Regions from separate parts of the Homo sapiens genome. Here region 1 is linked to region 2. Evidence: chromatin contacts called from ENCODE Hi-C or POLR2A ChIA-PET data. All regions are on one chromosome and are shown on one strand. Each heading gives the region's core, a stretch centred on a gene start or an enhancer-like site at or near the end of the contact. The rest is flanking DNA. Distances are from core to core; before and after follow the strand shown. Region 1 has its middle 79 kb from the start of FAM98B. Region 2 has its middle 57 kb from the start of LINC01852.

What was found. A loop is a pair of places that touch in the nucleus more often than their neighbours do. ChIA-PET counts read pairs that join two places held with the same protein, here RNA polymerase II (POLR2A). Pooled maps may share reads with other maps.
Region 1: a map of cardiac septum shows a loop between it and region 2 (2.0-fold over the local background). The contact joins two enhancer-like sites. A Hi-C loop is called at or near these places in 1 of 168 maps with a recorded cell type or tissue (cardiac septum) and 1 of 50 pooled maps. POLR2A ChIA-PET finds 5 or more read pairs at or near these places in 1 of 52 experiments (BJ).

The regions. Positions count from the first base shown.
Region 1 is chr15:38,373,480-38,376,304 of GRCh38, reverse strand. No RefSeq gene overlaps it. Among named protein-coding and RNA genes, the nearest start is that of FAM98B, 79 kb to the left of the region's middle. Within about 2 kb of position 1,529, at least 3 of the 41 ENCODE cell types and tissues checked have a DNase peak (open chromatin) inside an H3K27ac peak, as active enhancers do.
Region 2 is chr15:38,128,302-38,131,001 of GRCh38, reverse strand. No RefSeq gene overlaps it. Among named protein-coding and RNA genes, the nearest start is that of LINC01852, 57 kb to the right of the region's middle. RefSeq lists enhancers at 681-810, 941-990. Within about 2 kb of position 1,326, at least 29 of the 41 ENCODE cell types and tissues checked have a DNase peak (open chromatin) inside an H3K27ac peak, as active enhancers do.

The sequences.
Region 1 (2,825 bases), core at 280-2,779, 250 kb before region 2:
TGAGCCAGCCTCCCAAAGCACAGAACAGGAAAGAGATGGATGGAGAGTGGACCTGGAAGGGAAAATGGAAAATATCCAGCATCACACCCAAGGGGAGATGTTAAGAAGGCTTTTTTTTTTCCTTTTGGTTATGCAAGTCTGGGAGTCAAGGGAGAAGTCAAAATTAGACATATAAATTTGGAAGCTATTCAGTTAATAAACGATAATTAAAGCCATGTTTCCAAATGAAATCACCCTGAGAAGATAAAAGGGCCGAGACCTGAGCCATGGGCCATAATTTAGCAGTTTAGTAGAGAAGGAGGAGGTAGTAAAGGCATCTGAAAACAGCCGGTGAGTTTGAAGTAAAACCAGTAAGTGGAATTCCTAGAGCTCAAAGAAAAAGGGTAGAAGGTTGGTCCAGGTCCTGAATGAAGCTAAGAGATTAAATAGGAGTATCTTTTGAGCAGAGATGTAAGGATAAGAAATACCATGCACAAATGTAACAATTTCATTGAATATGCAGGACTTATTCAGAACTTAAGGGCACAACAAAAATCAGCTGTAATCCCTGTCTTGCAATTTTAGTGGGCTAATTTTGCCTTACTCACGTGGGTGAAATTTAGAGAGGCCCGTGATTTTTCTGGTCACCCTCAGATAATTATTTTAATTATTCCATGGCTGTGTGAATTTTCTTCCTTTCAGTTTTCAGGACTGGAAGGGCCCTTATAGCTTAGGGACCAGTGGGAGAATGCCCTTTTTCCAAGAAGGATTTCTAATCAGATAAACCAAGATGCAGAACCAGTCCTAGGCACTGGGGAAGCAGATGCATATCACTAATCATCAACACTTCTCATTTTCCCTCTCAGTATTCACTCTGCACTCTGACTTTCCTATAATTCTAGCTATCAAATGATTTCACTGTCTCTGTAGGTTATTTCCACTGAGGAAAATAGATCTGAGAACTTGGGGTATTCTGGTCCTAAGGCACTTGTGAATCAAGGGAGGACTAGAGAAAAGAACAATGCTTAACGGTATTCATTCTTTTAAAAAATATATGTGTATATATACGTGTGTGTTTGTGTGTATATATATATATATCCTACTCTGTTAGGTGTCAGAGATTGAAATGATAAAGAAAAATAAACATGGTGCCTGGTCTCATGAAAATTATAGTTTTTAATTTATTTATCACACAAATAAATGTTAGGTACATACATAGAGTTGTGAGAGGTCATAACCTGACAGGAAGTCCAGGAAAAAGCTTTCCTGAGGAAATGATGCTGGGACTGCTTGAAAGATGAGTAGGATTTAGTTAGGAGGGGAGATGCTAAGGGAGCTGTCAGGCTTGGAAATTGCATGAAGGAAGGCCCTGCAGCAGGAGAAAGCATGAACGGAAAGACTGAAAGAAGGCCAGTGTGGCCAGAGCTCTGAAGGCCGATGAGACTGTGGAGTCCACCCAGTAGTGCTAAGTGGTTGTGCTTTTGCCCTAAGGCCAATGTAGAGCCTCGAAAGAGATCAAAATAGATTTGAAGTATGGAGAAAGGACTGAGGGAAGTGGGCTGGGGCATTAAGCAGAAGTCCAGGCAAGAGCTGACAGCAGCTTGGACTAAGGGGGAGGTGCTGAGCAGTGGTCCAGGAATGGGAGTGCAGGAGAGGGTGTGTCCGGGAGGACTCTGGGTTTGCAGCTTGTAGACTGGTCAGAGGGTGAGGTTAATCACTGATTTATGGAGCAATGAAGGAGTGGGAGACTATGAATAATGTGAGGAACATTACATTTTTGTAGTATCTCTCAATAGAACCTGTTTTTAGCTATTTCTCCCTTTGGCTACGATGGGTACAAAATAATCATCAATTTTGTTAAGATGATAGGAAGTTACCGAATGTGGTGTTTTACTCTTCAATAATGAGCAGAACTTTGCATAAAGTGCATAAACATTTTCAAAGCTTGTTCACATCTAGCATTTTATTTTATGCTCACCAAAATTTCATCAGATCCCCCATCCATCCTTATTTAAAGATCAGTGCATTCACAATCTTGATCCAATTGTGATGTGTATTTCTGGGCATGTCATCAAAATCCTGCAGCTGCTAAATTCATTATGACTCTTAGACTCTCAAAGGTTTAAGGGAACATTAGCACTCACTTTCTTCCAAACCACTTATTTTGCTGAAGTCCAAAGAACTAGCTAGAGGCAGAGCCAGGATTAGACTCAAATAAAACAAGTATGAATCCAATTAATACTCACAATCTCTGATGGTTACTATGTTATTTTCATATACAGTTTTGAAAGACATAAATGGAAATTTTAAGACTCACCTAAGGTTGCTCAGCATGTCCCCATGGTGCTAATATGATAAGCCAGTTCTCCTAAAAAGCAGTCCTCATCAATCAGCACATGGCATATGGCTCAACACAATGAGCTGTGGGCATTAAAAGATGGAAAAGGCTCAGTCCCCTCACCTCTGCTCCTCCTGGGTGGGATCTGATCATCACTAGGCATTCCCCTGAACTGCCTTCTCTCAGAAAGTTGCACCCAGAACTCTGATAGAGAGAACCAAAGGGTTTAAATGAGTAGGTGAATCAGAAATGCCCACCCTGGCAAGGACCCAGGGCAGTTCTTTCAAGGTGTGCAAATGGGGTGACTGTGTGGAATTTAATGGTTATTAAATCTGAGAATAAGAAGACTGCTAAAGGGAGAGGAAGAGATAATGGGTGGTGGCCAAATAAATCAACCAACCAACCAACCAACCAACCAACCAACCAACCAGCCAACCAGCCAACCAGCCAACCAGCCAACCAACCAACCAACCAGCCAACCAACCAACCAGCCAACCAACCAACCAGC
Region 2 (2,700 bases), core at 77-2,576:
CTCCTCCATCCCCCAGTACCTCAGGCCTCTCACTCCCCACATCTGTTTCCAAGCCAGAGAGCTTAGGGTCACAGCATGGCGCAATAAGCAGCATTAGCAGGCAGCATGAATCAGTGGCAAACCTTTGATTTTAATCCCTTGCCTCTCCTAGAGAGGAAGTGTGGTCTAGTGGTTAACCCACTGAAAAAGCAGCTAGAAGGCAAAATTCCTGGTCCTCTCCATGCCCTTGTTCTATTCTTATTGGGACACGCTGCCTGTCAAACATACTTTTTTTTTTTTTTTTTTTTCCAGCGTCCCTCTACTACATTATTCCCTCAACTGGCTTTATCATAAAACACATGCAGGAAACTGGTTAAACAATTCCTTAGCCTTATTCCAGAATCTCCCAGGGAAAGGCCTGGGAATCTCCATTTTTAACAGTTACTACAGATGAGTCTTTATAATCAGCCTCAGCTCATCTGTATGCCCGTTATACGTCACACCAGGCGAAGAAGAAGCAAGCTTTAAAGGAAACCTAGCCAGGGAACTGAGGCGAAAAGAGTGTATCTACAGAACGATTTGCTTTTACAAGCCCATGTGAGAAAGACGAAAGAGTAGGACAAGGAGATCCGGACTCTAGTTCTGGCTCTGTGTTTCCAGATCTGTGCGAGCATGGACAGGTCAGTGAAACTCCCCTGGTGGCATTCTCATCATCTTAAAAATAAAAGTGATTAGATCATCTCTTTCAGTTCTGTGATTCAATGAATTATTTCTGTGATTTCACAGAAATGCCAAGATGGGCTCAGAAAATCTCTTTTCCTGAAAATGACAGCGGGTGCAGTCACGGAGGTGTGGGCTGACTTGTTTGGGGTTGTGGGAAGACAATGGAGACAAGTGGCAGCCGGGAGGTTTGGGGCCATGGCCGCAAGGAGATTTCTCCCCTCCCTTCTCTCTTAAGGCTCTGCAGCTGGCCTACTTATGCAAAGGCTTTGGTTCCTCTTTCCTTTTTAAAAGCTTTTCTGATTCGTACATTCCCCTGAGGAGCAGAGATTCATCATTTTGCGGAGAACTTGCACACGCTTTCCTGAAAGGAAGAAAGGAGGGAGGGATGGGAGGGGTTGGGTGGATTAGTGAGTAGGCTAGGGTTGGTTGCCAAAGAAATGAGTCTCTCCATGTGTGATAAACATATAACCATCACATTGTTGGCTCTGAATATGCCCAGCAAAACCCTTTGTCCCACTTCCACAATGCCTAGAAGTGTGTTCTCGTTAGTGGACTGGACATCCGCCTACGCATCTGTCTCTGGAGCATTTGGGCATTCTTCCACCCCAGAACAAGTGGGGGTGAGTGAGGAGAAGGAGGAGTGAGTCATGACTGTAGGAAAAGGATGTCTTATGAAGCCAACGCAGAACTAGCTTCCTAGAAACATCATGACAGGTCCCATAAAGCCCACGTTTGGTTCTAATTATAACATGCCCACATTTGAGCATTTTTACAGTTTTCCCATGGTAACAACAGGGTTTCTGAGGAAGAGGACTTTGACTCAAATGTGCTCTATATGTCTAATAGTGTGAGCTGGTTGGACTAAAAAAAAAAGCAGTTATTTTTGCTATTTTACAAAGGAGATACTACTGGCTTGTCTATGCCTATTAACACAGCTATAAATGGGGGATAAGCACATGATATAAATAGGTCAAAATGAGCCAGATAAAATTTAAAAGATATTTTTTAAAGGCCAGGATGAGCAATGTAAACAAAATCAGAAAAAAATAAAAATCTTAAATAAGTGGAATTTGTTTTCCCCCTCAACTTGTGACAAATGGCAAGCTAAAAATAAACAAATAAGCAAGGATTTATTTAAAAAGCAACTTTGGAAGGACGCTTTGAACCATTTAATTCTGGCTCCATAGGCTACACATTCTGATCCTATTAAACCAGGACTGCTCTTTCTGGAGACGATCATAAAGCAGAGCACACATCTTTGAAAAATCAAGTTATGTTCAAGCATGATTTTAGTACCATGTGTTATTTTATTTTATTTACAAAATCTTTGAAAATGGCTAATTCTGAGAAAGTTATTCACAATCATTTGAAATTATATCTTAGTCCTTTGTTATTTTAGACAAATGAACATTTTATTTTTTGAATTAATTCTTTCCTATTTTTTATTATTTAGATACCAGAGATACTAGCCAGAACCTAGGAGACTGGAGTGAAAACCCTTTCTTCCTTTAGTATGAGGGATTCCAGGCTGGAATAACTAGATCTAGGAGACATCATGAGGCAAGAGGGATTTCCCAGGCTACGCTGGAGACAGAGCTGAGGAATAGTGTGTACTCCTGCGTGAAGCCGGCTTGGAGCTGGTTGGAATTTTTTTTTTTAACTCTCTGCAAAGCTGGCATATGTGGCATTTAGAAAAGGAAGAGAAATTCTGCCTATCCATTTTGCAAGATTATCAAATGAGACTTTACTCTGTAAATCTCAGCAGTTATGAAAGTTGGCATGGTTTTTAAACCCCACCACAGGAAGTGGTGATGATCAGAAAACATGTTGGCCATGTTTTGAAATTTTCCAGAAGTATAAGAGATTCTCTTCCTGTATAAATAATAATGACCTCAGGTTTAGTAACTTCTTAGGAAATGATTAAGGCAAAAAGATACATACCTTCCTCAATTTTAGTTTCTTCAGATAAATCCTTGGAATTTTGTATGATAAATTCAG